Regions from separate parts of the Homo sapiens genome. Here regions 1 and 2 are each linked to region 3. Evidence: chromatin contacts called from ENCODE Hi-C or POLR2A ChIA-PET data. All regions are on one chromosome and are shown on one strand. Each heading gives the region's core, a stretch centred on a gene start or an enhancer-like site at or near the end of the contact. The rest is flanking DNA. Distances are from core to core; before and after follow the strand shown. Region 1 holds the start of LINC02166 (long intergenic non-protein coding RNA 2166). Region 2 holds the start of FANCA (FA complementation group A). Region 3 holds the start of CBFA2T3 (CBFA2/RUNX1 partner transcriptional co-repressor 3).

Evidence for each region. Hi-C counts contacts between places; a loop is a spot of excess contacts on that map. ChIA-PET counts read pairs that join two places held with the same protein, here RNA polymerase II (POLR2A). Pooled maps may share reads with other maps.
Region 1: a loop to region 3 is called in a pooled map, with 2.4 times the contacts of the local background. The contact joins the promoter of LINC02166 here to the promoter of CBFA2T3 in region 3. A Hi-C loop is called at or near these places in 1 of 50 pooled maps. POLR2A ChIA-PET finds 5 or more read pairs at or near these places in 2 of 52 experiments (PC-9 and activated B cell).
Region 2: a loop to region 3 is called in a pooled map, with 6 times the contacts of the local background. The contact joins the promoter of FANCA here to the promoter of CBFA2T3 in region 3. A Hi-C loop is called at or near these places in 1 of 37 single-sample maps with no recorded cell type and 2 of 50 pooled maps. POLR2A ChIA-PET finds 5 or more read pairs at or near these places in 1 of 52 experiments (OCI-LY7).

What each region holds. Positions count from the first base shown.
Region 1 is chr16:89,684,092-89,688,161 of GRCh38, forward strand. It overlaps LINC02166 (long intergenic non-protein coding RNA 2166), which reads right to left and starts at 2,821. Exons shown (of 3, transcript NR_184152.1): 1 at 2,356-2,821; 2 at 719-1,584. It overlaps CDK10 (cyclin dependent kinase 10), which reads left to right and starts at 2,598. Exons shown (of 13, transcript NM_052988.5): 1 at 2,598-2,706. The coding sequence starts at 2,620. RefSeq lists a silencer at 2,783-3,032.
Region 2 is chr16:89,814,957-89,819,027 of GRCh38, forward strand. FANCA (FA complementation group A) reads right to left here and starts at 1,691. Exons shown (of 43, transcript NM_000135.4): 1 at 1,581-1,691; 2 at 921-1,030. The coding sequence starts at 1,659. RefSeq lists silencers at 1,195-1,244, 1,475-1,764 and enhancers at 1,625-1,919, 2,305-2,354.
Region 3 is chr16:88,974,920-88,978,479 of GRCh38, forward strand. CBFA2T3 (CBFA2/RUNX1 partner transcriptional co-repressor 3) reads right to left here and starts at 2,288. Exons shown (of 12, transcript NM_005187.6): 1 at 1,738-2,288. The coding sequence starts at 1,888. RefSeq lists enhancers at 413-957, 610-819, 2,660-2,709.

The DNA of each region.
Region 1 (4,070 bases), core at 1,571-4,070, 710 kb after region 3:
TGTATGGACTTCAGAGGAACACAGCCTACGTCAGTTTTCTAGGATTGTTCTCTCCACGTGCTCTTTGTTTTCTTTCTTTCTTCTTCCCTCTATTTTCCTCCCTCCCTCCCTTCCTTCCTTCCTTTCACAAAGTCTCACTCTGTTACCCAGGCTGGAGTGCAGTGGCACGATTTTGGCTCACTGCAACCTCCGCCTTCCGGGTTCAAGCGATTCTCCTGCCTCAGCCTCCCGAGTACCTGGGACTACAGGCAACCACCACCACACCCAGCTAATTTTGTTAGTTTTAGTAGAGACGGGGTTTCACCATGTTGGCCAGGCTGGTCTCGAACTCCTGACCTCAAGTGATCTGCCTACCTCGGCCTCCCAAAGTGTTGGGATTATAGGCATGAGCCACTGTGCCTGGTCACAACACCTGCATTTTCTTTTTTTTTTGTTTTTTTTTTTGAGACAGAGTCTCACTCTGTCACCCAGGCTGGAGTGTAGTGGTGTGATCTTGGCTCACTGCAAGCTCCGCCCCGTGGGTTCACACCATTCTCCTGCCTCAGCCTCCCGAGTAGCTGCAACTACAGGCACCCGCCACCATGCCTGCCTAATTTTTTGTATTTTTTAGTGGAGATGGGGTTTCACTGTGTTAGCCAGGATGGTCTCTATCTCCTGACCTCGTGATCGACCCGCCTCAGACTCCCAAAGTGCTGGGATTACAGGCATGAGCCACCACGCCTGGCCAACACCCCCATTTTGTATACCACACTCAACTCCCCCATTTTCTACATGCTGATCAAAACCAATCTGAATGGAGTCTAGGTCTGGCTGTGGGCTGTTGGGAAGAGGCCCCCAAATCTGGCCATCAACTGGCCGCAAAACTGGCCATAAACAAAATCTCTGCTGCACTGTGACATGCTCATGATGGCCATGACTCCCACACTGGAATGAGGGCAAGGAACACCTGGCCCACCCAGGGCGGAAAACCGCTTAAAGGAGTTCCTGAACCACAAACAATAGCATGAGCGATCTGTGCCTTAAGGACGTGCTCCTGCTGCAGATAACTAGCCAGACCCATCCCTTTATTTCCCGTAAGAAGTGCTTTTAATCTATAATCTATAGAAACAATGCTTATCACTGGCTTGCTGTCAATAAATATGTGGGTAAATCTCTGTTCGAGGCTTTCAGCTTCGAAGGCTGTGAGACCCCTGATTTCCCACTCCACACCCTATATTTCTGTGTGTGTTTCTTTAATTCCTCTAGCGCCGCTGGGTTAGGGTCTCCACGACCGAGCTGGTCCCGCAGTGGGCAGTGGTTTGGGCCCGACCGAGCTGGTCCCGCAGTGGGCGGTGGTTTGGGCCCGACCGAGCTGGTCCCGCAGTGGGCGGTGGTTTGGGCCCGACCGAGCTGGTCTCGCAGTGGGCGGTGGTTTGGGCCCGACCGAGCTGGTCTCGCAGTGGTTTGGGCCCTGCTTGCTCGACTGGATTTCAACAGTGAAGCCAGATTAGAGGACATGCTGGCTGCCCCGATCCTGGACCTGGACCAATGGTGCTTCCTAAACATTCCATGTCAACTTTTCTTTTTCCACCTTCCAGGGCTGGGCTGTGAAAGAGATTGGAGAGGCAGGTGCCTGTGAGAGAAGCTTCTACCAGCCTGGGAAGTCAGGTCTTCCATGAGTGAGGGGAGGTATCTACTTTGCCAAACCTTGTTAGGGAATGCTGACATAGCTGCCTCTTCCTGCCCAGAAGCTAAGCTTGAATGCCACCCCTCACAGAGCTTCTCTCCTGTCTTTCACTCACTCCTGCTTATTTCTGTGACAGAACTTGACAGCATGGACATTGCCACTTGCTTCCTTCAGTCTCCTGGAGTCCCCATGTCCTGAACACAGAGGAGGCACCCAAATGCTTGCTGAAGCCACATCCCTGGACCAAGTGACCTGACCCTCACCTGGAGGACCTTCACCTTCACCTCTCACCTGGAGGACCCTCTCACCTGGAAGACTCTCTCACCTGGAGGACCACCCCACCTGAAGGACTCCCAACTGGAGGACCCTCTTACCTGGGGGACCCCCTCCGCTGGAGGACCCTCTCACCTGGAGGACCCTCTTACCTGGAGGGCCCTTCACCTGGGGGACTCCCCCACCTAGAGGATCCTCTTACCTGGAGGTCCCCTCACCTGGGGAACCCCCCCCCCACCTAGAGGATCCTCTTACCTGGAGGGCCCTTCACCTGGGGAACCCCCCCCCCCCACCTAGAGGATCCTCTTACCTGGAGGACCCCCCACCGAGAGGACCCTCCCCCCCCACCTGGAGGACCTCCCCACATGAAGGACTCCCACCTGGAGGACCTTCTTACCTGGGGGAACCCGTCTCACCTGGAAGACCTTCACCTGGGTAATCGCCGTGGCCTCCCACTACGGCGCAGCCGGGTCGGCTGCCCGGGCTTCACCCTAAAATAAGGCCCGAACTGCAGCAGTCGGAGCCGATCCCTGGAGCCCAGCGCCTAGGGCGGACCCGCGGGAGCGTCTCTTGGTAACCGTTGCTAAGGAGAGGAAGCCCGGGAAGGAGCTTTCGCGCCTGCGCCGCGGGGCCGTCCGCGTCTGCGCCTGCGCGCAAGAGAGGCGGGGCCAGCGCTCGGCATGGCGGAGCCAGATCTGGAGTGCGAGCAGATCCGTCTGAAGTGTATTCGTAAGGAGGGCTTCTTCACGGTGCCTCCGGAACACAGGGTGCGCGGGGTGCCACCCGGGCAGCTCTGCCCGCCTCGCTAGCGGCACTGCCCGGCTGGGTCTGGGGAGCCTCGTGTCGCGCTGCCGCGCCGAGGCTTCCGGCACGGGCGGGAACGACAGTCCCAGAGTTCCCCGCGGCGGGGGCGGAAGCCGGGGCGGGGCGGGCTCAGGACCCCCGACAGCCGGTCCCTGGAGATCTGAGGGGCCGGGGCGGGCTCAGGGATGCCTCGCGCCCGCGGAGAGACGGGCCCGGGACTTGGGAAGAGCAAGCTCCGGGATCCAGCTCGGGCGCTGCTGGGTTCAGCGCCCGAGCTGGGCTTTGCAGGCTGAGCCGCGAGCCACTTGTTTGTGGGGAGAATTTACACCCGCGACGAGTTCGAGCTTGAAGGCTCCCGCTGGGCTTGGGCTGCATGGAGCGGGGTCCAGCGCTGCCTGGCGGCTTCACGCGAACCCTGGGCGCGTCCCTTGCGGAGGTGCCGGTGCCTCCCTCTGCAGAGACCAGGAGAGAGCCTCTGGGCGTTGGGCGGTGTTGCCCAGGTGCACGGCTGGTGGGGGTGGAGAGCCCTGAACTTTGGCCGCTGGTTTGTGTTTTTAACTGCTGGCTGGTGCTCTGAGAGGCCAAGCCACGTGTTCAGTAAGAATCATTAACAGATCGTGGCTGGATGACAACAGGAGCCACACTTTACTCATCCAGACGTGCAGCAGGCGCTCACCGCGTTGAGAGCCGTGTGCTGGACTCTGGGGTGAAGTAGTGAGTTGGCCTTTTCTTTTTTGTTGTTTTTTTGAGACAGGGTCTAGCGCTCTCGCCCAGGCTGGAATGCAGTGGCGTGATCACGGCTCAGTGCATCGTCAGCCTCCTGGGCTCAAGTGATCTTCCTGCCTCGGCCTCCCAAGTGCTGGAATTACAGGCGTGAGCCACCGCCCCCAGCCTGGCCTGGCATTTCTTTGAGTTCAGGAAGTGTGACAAGGATTTGGACACCCAGAAATAAGCGTGTCGAGAAGAGCACAAGCAGAGGATGTGAGAAGGGGAATTAAGGCGGGAAAGGGAGTTTGAGACTAGGCCATCAGTGAGTGACAGGCCAGATGCTTCTGACTCGGTCCCCAGGTGTCAGGAAGGAATCAGACTGAGGACAAATGCGGCCAGTGGCTCACACCTGTAATCTCAGCAATCTGGGAGGCTGAGGTGGGAGGATTGCTTGAGCCCAGGTTTGATACTGAGGGTTAAGAGAAGGGAAGCCGGGAAATGGGGGCTGTGAGGTTTCAAACCTTGCTACGTGTGCTTTTTTTTTTTTTTTTTTTTTTGAGACGGAGTCTCATTCTGTCACCCAGGCTGGAGTGCAGTGGCGCAGTCTCGGCTCACTGCA
Region 2 (4,071 bases), core at 441-2,940, 840 kb after region 3:
AATAAAAAATAAAAATAAAAAAAATTCAAGATCTGTGCATAAACACAACCTGTGTGTAAGTAATGCTTCCCTACTGGGCTATTTTCCTTTTTTTCTTTTTTGAGAGGGAGTCTCACTGTCGTCCAGGCTGGAGTGCAATGGCGGGATCTCACTCACGGCGACCTCCACCTCCCAGGTTCAAGCGATTCTCCTGCCTCAGCCTCCTGAGCAGCTGGGATTACAGACACCTGCTACCATACCCGGCTAATTTTTGTATTTTAAGTAGTGACGGGGTTTCACCATGTTGGTCAGGCTGGTCTCGAACTCCTAACCTCAAGTGATCTACCCACTTCGGCCTCCCAAAGGGCTAGGATTACAGGCGTGAGCCACCACGCCCGGCTTTTTTTTTTTTTTTTTTTTTTTTTTTTTTTGTGAGACAGTCTCACTCTGTAATCCAGACTGGATTGCAAGGGGCGTGATCTCGGCTCACTGCAATTTCTGCCTCCCGGGTCCAGGTTCAAGCAATTCTCCTGCCTCAGGCTCCCGAGTAGCTGGGATTAAAGGCGTGCGCCACCACACCCAGCTAATTTTTGTATTTTCAGTAGAGACCGGGTTTCACTATGTTGGCCAGGCTGGTCTCGAACTCCTGACCCTGAGTGATCCACCCGCCTTGGCCTCCCCAAAAGCTGGGATTACAGCCCTGAGCCACGGCGCCCGGCCTGTTTTTTTGTTGTTGTTGTTTTGTTTTTAATAAAAGAGGCGGGGTCTCACCCCGTTGCCCAGGTTGGTCCAGAACTCCCGGGCTCAGGCGACCCTCCCCTCTGCGGGCCAGGCCACCGCGCCCGCCGCCTCGGGTGTTTTCTTAGGAAAGCTGTGCGGTGGCTGGACTCAAAAACCCCGAACCTAAATCTGCCCGCAGACGGACACCAGCTTCCTCTTACCTCAAGCAAAAGGGCATTCAGGTCCTGATGGCTTCGCAGGAGGCGCACAGCTGATTCCTTTAATTTCTGTGCCCTTTCAGGATTATATTTTTCCCTCTTGACCCTTCCCGCTACGGAGAGAAGTCGGTTCGAAACCATCACAGCACAATTCACACACGGGGTCCCCGGCCCGACGCGCAGGTGGACGCCGCGGAGAAACCCACCAGCGACACCCTCCCGAAGAGGGGCCGGGGCTCCTCCCCAGGGCGCAGGTCTCGGGAAACTAACGGAGACGGCCCCACCGCGGACGCCGGGGAAGACGGCCCAGGAGGGCCCGAGGCAGGGGAGCCCGGGGACGGCTGGCGAGGGGCGGCCTCTGCGCTGAGGGGAGCCCCAGGCCGCGCACCCCAGGCCCGCCTGACAGGGCGGCCGGCGGGGGCGGCGTTCGGGAAAGAAGGGAGCGCCCCGCGGGCGGCGGCTGGGGGCGTCCGCCCAGGCGCAGGAGGGGCCGGGTCCGAGGCAGCCGCGCCGCCCCAGCCGGGCGCCCACCCCGCACAGCCCCCCGGGCGCGGCGTCCGGGGATCCGACCGGCGGAGGCTCTGGCGGGAAGGGATCGGGGAACCGGCGAAACCGTCCCGGGCCGGACGCCGCCCACTCCCGCGGCCTGCCGCGCCCACCTACCCAGCAGCTCGGCCCAGGCCCTCCGGCGGCCCCCTGGGTCCTGGCCCGAGGCGGAGTTCGGGACCCACGAGTCGGACATGGCCTTGGCGCCTACAGCCCCGGCGGCGGCTCCCTGCGCCCGAGCCCGCGCTGCCTTCCTATTGGCTGCGGCCAGGCGCGCACACCCGTTGGCTGGCGGCGGCCAGGCCACGCCCCTCAGGTCGAGGCCTTGCGTCGTGGCCATGTTGGTCCTGGGGGAGGCGCCTGCGCGCGGTGAGGTAGTTTTTGCGTTTGGCTTTGCCGCCGCGGTGTAGTCCGCGGGGGCGTCTCGCGCGGGCAGACTGCCGCCCCTCAAGCGTGGTTCCTGCCGGGAATGACTGGGGTTGGTCCTGAAGAGACCACCTGGCCAACCAAGCCGAGGCAGGCTCAGAGCGCCGCGGGGAGCGCAAAGCCGCGCGCGCCTCTGAGCTCCGGGCAGCCGCTGTTCCTCCCGGCGGCCGAACGGTCCGCGCGCAGGGCGGTGTTTCGGCAGCCGGAGACCGCGCGGTAGCCGCGCCTGTATTCCCAGCGCTTTGGGAGGCCGAGGCTGGAGGGTCGCTTGAGCCCAGGAATTCCAGACTAGCCTGGGCAACAGAGCGAGACCCCATCACTTTTGTTTCTTTTCTTTTTTTTTTTTTTCCTTTTTTTGAGACGGAGTCTCCCTCTGTCGCCCAGGCTGGAGTGCAGTGGCGCGATCTCGGCTCACTGCAACGTCTGCCTCCTGGGTTCAGGTGATTCTCCTGCCTCAGCCTCCCGAGTAGCTGGGATTGCAGGTGCGCGCCACCACGCCTGGATGATTTTTGTTATTTTTAGTAGAGACAGCGTTTCGCCATGTTGGCCCAGGCTAGTCTCGAACTCCGGACCTCAGGTGATCCGCCCGCCTCGGCCTCCCAAAGTGCTGGGATTACAGGCGTGAGCCACCGCACCCGGCTGAGACCCTATCTTTTAACCAGCCTGGGCGGCAGAGCGAGACTCTGTCTCAAAACAAAACCAAACATAAGAATTCGTAAAAGCGAGTGCCTAGGCGAAGCTAATGTGCCTCAAAGTCCTGGGTAAGTAGAGGCCCTGGAGACCCGTCCGCATCCTCTGGCAGTGGCCTTGGAACCACCGAAGGGATTCAGCCGAAGGGCCGCGTTCCCGGCAGGCGTCTTTATTGTGTTGATTACGTAGATGGCGTAGATGACGTAGATGACGTTCAGCACCACAAACGAAGAGCCGAGGCACAGAGTGGGGCCTTGGATTCATGAGATGGGGATGGAGCAGAAATGAGAATTCGGAGTCCATGAAACCCCCACAAAGACTCCTGCACGGCCCGACTCGGACACTTTGCAATCTGCTGGTTGAGGGGGATGGTGTGAACTCAGGGAACAGCCTGAGATCGCGCCGCTGCACTCCAGCCTGGGCAACAGAGCAAGACCCTGTTTCAAAAACAAAAAATAACACTAAGCAATTAACAGGACTAGACTCAGAGGTGATCGAGAAATTGAAACAGGCTGGAAATTTAAATTAACTGTGATTAATATGTGGAGGTCTCTTGTACGAAAGGTGAACAATATGCATGAGGAGGAAACTCATCAAATTATAAGAAAGGAAGAACGCTGATAACAGGTAATTTTTCTGATGGGGCAGCAGTAGGATCAACACAGCTGAGAAAAATAGGAATTACCCACGTTGGAAAATAAAGAAGAAAAAAAGTTTTTTTTTAAAAAAAGCATCCAAGAACTGTGGGAAAATATCAAATGATATCATATGCATGTAATAGGACTCCCAAAAGAAGAAGAAAGAACAAATCATAAAAAATGTTTGAAGAGAAAATTACCAATAATTTTCCCAAAATAATGAAAGACCTGAGCTCAGAGCACACACAAAACTTGATAAATATGAGCCCCTGCCTGACACATGCAGTGTATTCAAACTGTGGAAATCAGAGAGAAAACCATGAAGATGGCCGGAGGAAAAAGATACGTTAAATACAGTAACAAAGGTAAGAATTCCAGCCTGGGCAATATGGCAAGACCTCGTCTCTACAAAAAATACAAAATTTTTTTTTTGTATTTTTTGTATTGCCCAGTGTGGTGACACGAGCCTGTAGTCCTGTGGGCGGAGAATTACCCAGGTGCCGAGGCAAGAGACCGAAGGCACAAACTATTTCAGTATAATAAAATCGTTACAATAAGAACAGTCATAATACAAATTATGGAGATGATCATGGACAATTATCAATTATTATAAACATTAATCATTAGCTTTTAATATTACTGTTTGTTGCATTACTAATATAACCTAGGAATAACCGGTGGGTATAGGGTCAGGTGCTGAAAGGACATTGTGAGAAGTGAGTGGAAGGCAAGAGGTGAACCTTCTGTCATGCCCGCATAAGGGCCGCTTGAGGGCTCCTTGGTCAAGCGGTAACGCCAGTGTCTGGGAAGGCACCCGTTACTTAGCAGACCATGAAAGGGAGTCTCCTTTGCTT
Region 3 (3,560 bases), core at 1,038-3,537:
TGCTGCCTGATGTGGCTAAGGCTGTCCCATGGGTACCCTGGAATAGGGCCGGGTGGTTGCACGGACAGAAGCCCCTAGAAGCCAGGGGCAGGACCCCGCACCCAAGTGAGACCCTGCTCCCTCCTCACATTGCAGCCCCTAAGCAGGGGCTCCCTGGGGGTGGGCACAGTGGCTGGGTACTCTGTGTTAGAGGCCACCCTGGCCCTCTGCTCCTGACCTGCAGCCATGTCAGAGGTCCACCCTGACCCTCTCTGCTCCACATCTTTAGCCATGTCAGAGGTCCACCCTGACCCTCTGCTCCTCACCTGCAGCCATGTCAGAGGCCCGCCCTGACCCTCTGTTTCATGCCTCTAGCCAGCAGCCCCTCGCATGACTCAGGCACGGGGCCACCTCTTGGCCCTAACCTCCTTCCACGGTAGACACCCCCGTCCTTCCACAGTAGACGCCCCCATCCTAACAAAGCGGCGGCTCTCCATGCGCCTCAGAGCCCGTCTCTCTCCGCGCCGGTGAGAACCTGCTCTCACGCGGGGAGCAGGTCGGAAGGGTCTGAACCATGAGGAAACTGAGGCCCAGGGAGGAAGCACCCGGCCCAAGGCCACTCAGCGCCAGGGGATAGACAGGGCCGCTCCAGAGAGGACGGGATGGCAGATGCCAGGGCCAGTGGGCTGGTGCTGCCTTGAAGGTGGCTCTGAGTCACCCATTCGGGAGAAACGAACAGTAGCACTGGCTGTGGTGAGGTCCGGCCTTTGCATTCCGGGCACCCGGGGTTGGGAAGTTCCTGCTCACATCTGGGGCCCTTGTGGGGGATGGCCCTGGGGCCCCACGGGCAGCTGCAGGTGGGAACAGCCTCAGGCAGCCGCCGCCAGGACCTGCTCAGGGAATGTGGTCTCCAGAGATGGGGACACCCCTCGGTCCCGGGTTCTGTGTGTGAGTGTCAGGGGTGCAGTCAGACCTTGGACCTGACGGCCTCAGTGAGAGCCCCGCGAGACGGGAGACTGTGAGCTCCTGAAGGTTCCGACGGCTGCTGGGAGTGTGGCCACGAGGGCCACTGGGAATCGGGGCCACCAGCCTGCAGCTGCAGCCCCCAGCGTCCGGGGATCCTTGTCCTGGGACTTCGCAGGCTCGGGTGGGGGGTATCAGCAATAGCTGGCGTCCTGCTGGACTGGACCCCTCCCCAGAGCCCGAAGCCCCCAGAAGGGCAGGCCCAGGTTCCCCGTAAACCCCCACTGCCCTGGCTGGAATCGTTCCTCGGACAGGGGCCCAGGGTTGGGTCCATTTCCTCCTCACCGGGGTCTTGGGCCAGTGCCCTCCCCTCTGGCCTCAGTTTCCTCATCCAACCTGCTGTGAGGTGTCACACCCGGAGGGCATCCCAGGAGGAGGAGGGCTCTCTTTCTAGGACCCCCCCATCACTTCCCGGCTGCGGCCCTCCCACCCCCAGGAGAACACAGCCCACCCTCCTAGACGGGGCTGAGCAGCCCGGCCTCCAGCATCTGCCTCTGGGTGGGGCTGGGGCACCTGGCTGGCACCTGCCAAACCCTCACCAGCCCACCTGCCCCAGCTGTGCAGGACCTGCCTGTGGGGTGGCCCTGTTGATATCTGAGGTGAGTCAACACGGCCATCCGTGCCGGCACTGTCAACTAAGCTGGGCAGGCCCCGCGAAGCTCTAAGGAGTCACAGCCCCGGCACCGGCTGCCGCTCTCTGCCCCCACCCCACCACCTTCCCCTCGAGCCTCTTACCTGGGCCGCCCTTCCTGGGACCCCGGGGTGCGGAGCAGCCGGCAGATGCCAGGAGGCCGCTCTCCAGCACAGGGTGCGTCTGGGACATGGAGCCACAGGTGGATCCCGAGGCTGAACTGGCTGCCCTGTCCCTCAGTCTTGAAGCCGGCATGAGGAGGGCCACCCTCAGGGGCCAACCTGGAGCCCAGGACAGGCCTCTACCAGGACTGCCTTTCCCGACCTCCTGCAGCCTTGAGGGAAAGAGGAGGGGCTGGGCCAGCTGGGGCGTCCTGGAGTTGGGCCTCTGTCCCTGGAAAGCCGAGGCCCTCCCGGCCACCAACTGGGTGTCCTCTGCCCTGGGGAGGGGGTGGGAGCCCTGGGGCTCATGTGACGCGGGGCGGGCCTGGGGCTGCAGGCTGGGGAAGGTCTCCCTGCAGCCTGCGGGTGAGGCAGCCAGCTGTGTCCCCGTGATAATGCCGGGGCCGGAGGCCTGCAGCTGCGCCCGCCACTTCCCTGACAGGAACCATCTGGGGCCCTGCCCTGCGCGGCCTTCCCTCGGGCCATTCCGGTTTGACCTTCCAACAACTTCCTCCTCCCAGGCAGCTCTGGTGACGTCCCACCCACCCTGAGCCCTACAGCGTGGCCACTGGGCATGTGTTTCCTCGGCCCCAGGGCAGGTGTGCAGGCCTGAGGGCAGCTCCATCCTGGCCCAGAGCCCTTGGCCTGTCCCGCCCACCCATCTTCCCCCCAGGGCTTGGCCCTTCCTTCAGCCTGGGGTATCTGGGGGTGTCCTCCCTCTCCGCTAGCCCTCAGTCAGCCGAGCTTTCCCCAGCACCCCTTTTAGTTTGCCCCCGCTCCAGGGGCCACCCTGCCCGTGTTCCTGTGTCTGCTGACTGTGCCCTTGAGCAAGGCGGGGCCTCTGACCAGCCTCTCCTCAGCCCCTGCTCCGGGGTTCTTGGGCACCTGACCTGTCCTCAAAGTACCTCCCGCCTGCTGGGAAGGAAACCCTCTCTCTCTGCTTGGCCTCGTGCACAGGGCTCCTGGCCCTCTGTGGAGACAGCAGGGCTCCCCCACTCTCCGGGGGTGCCTCAGAAAGACCCTCACCCCACGCCCCAGCGGCCGCCTCCGGTGAGCAGCCTGGAGTTTGCGGGGGTCGGGGGTAGGTGGCTTCTCCAGTCTGGGAAATTCCAGAAGCCACCTCAGAGCACTCTTGGGACTACTTAGACCCTAGGGAGAGTCCTAGGACCCCTTTCTAGCGGCCGTTGGGCTGAGAGAGTGAGGCACATCCCAGATGCTGGGAAAAAAAGCCACTTTCTAAAGCTCCCTGACAACTGTCAGAGGGCAGGAGCTTCCTGGGAGGGGACAGTGACCCTTCGGCCCTGCAGCCCTGGTTCGGTGGCTTTTCTGATGCCATGGCTGGAGGTTTCCCGGCCTCAGACAGGCCAGAGGTGTGGAGCCCGCAGACCCAGGGCCGGCTCACGGGCATCTGTGCTATTTTGATTTGATTTGATTTGAGTTTTAGGTCACGTTTGCACGCAGTTAATAATTCAAGCCGTGCAGGAGTAAAAGCCGACTCCTTCCCCGCAGGGTCTCCAGGTGTCCCGGGTCTCCCTGTCCCAATAGTCGAGTGTCTTTCTCGAGTTGGTGACAACAAGCTGCATGCCAGCGTGTGTGTCCAGCTTACAGTGGGGATGTGTTTGTTCCTGCTGGGGAACTTCCCAGACGCCAGGCCCACCCGGGGCCTCCCCTGCCCTGGGTGGTCGGCCGTTCTGCCCCCAGGACTGAGGCTGGAGGGGACATTCCTGCCAGCCCGGGGCCCATCCCCTGGTGCCATCATTCGGTCC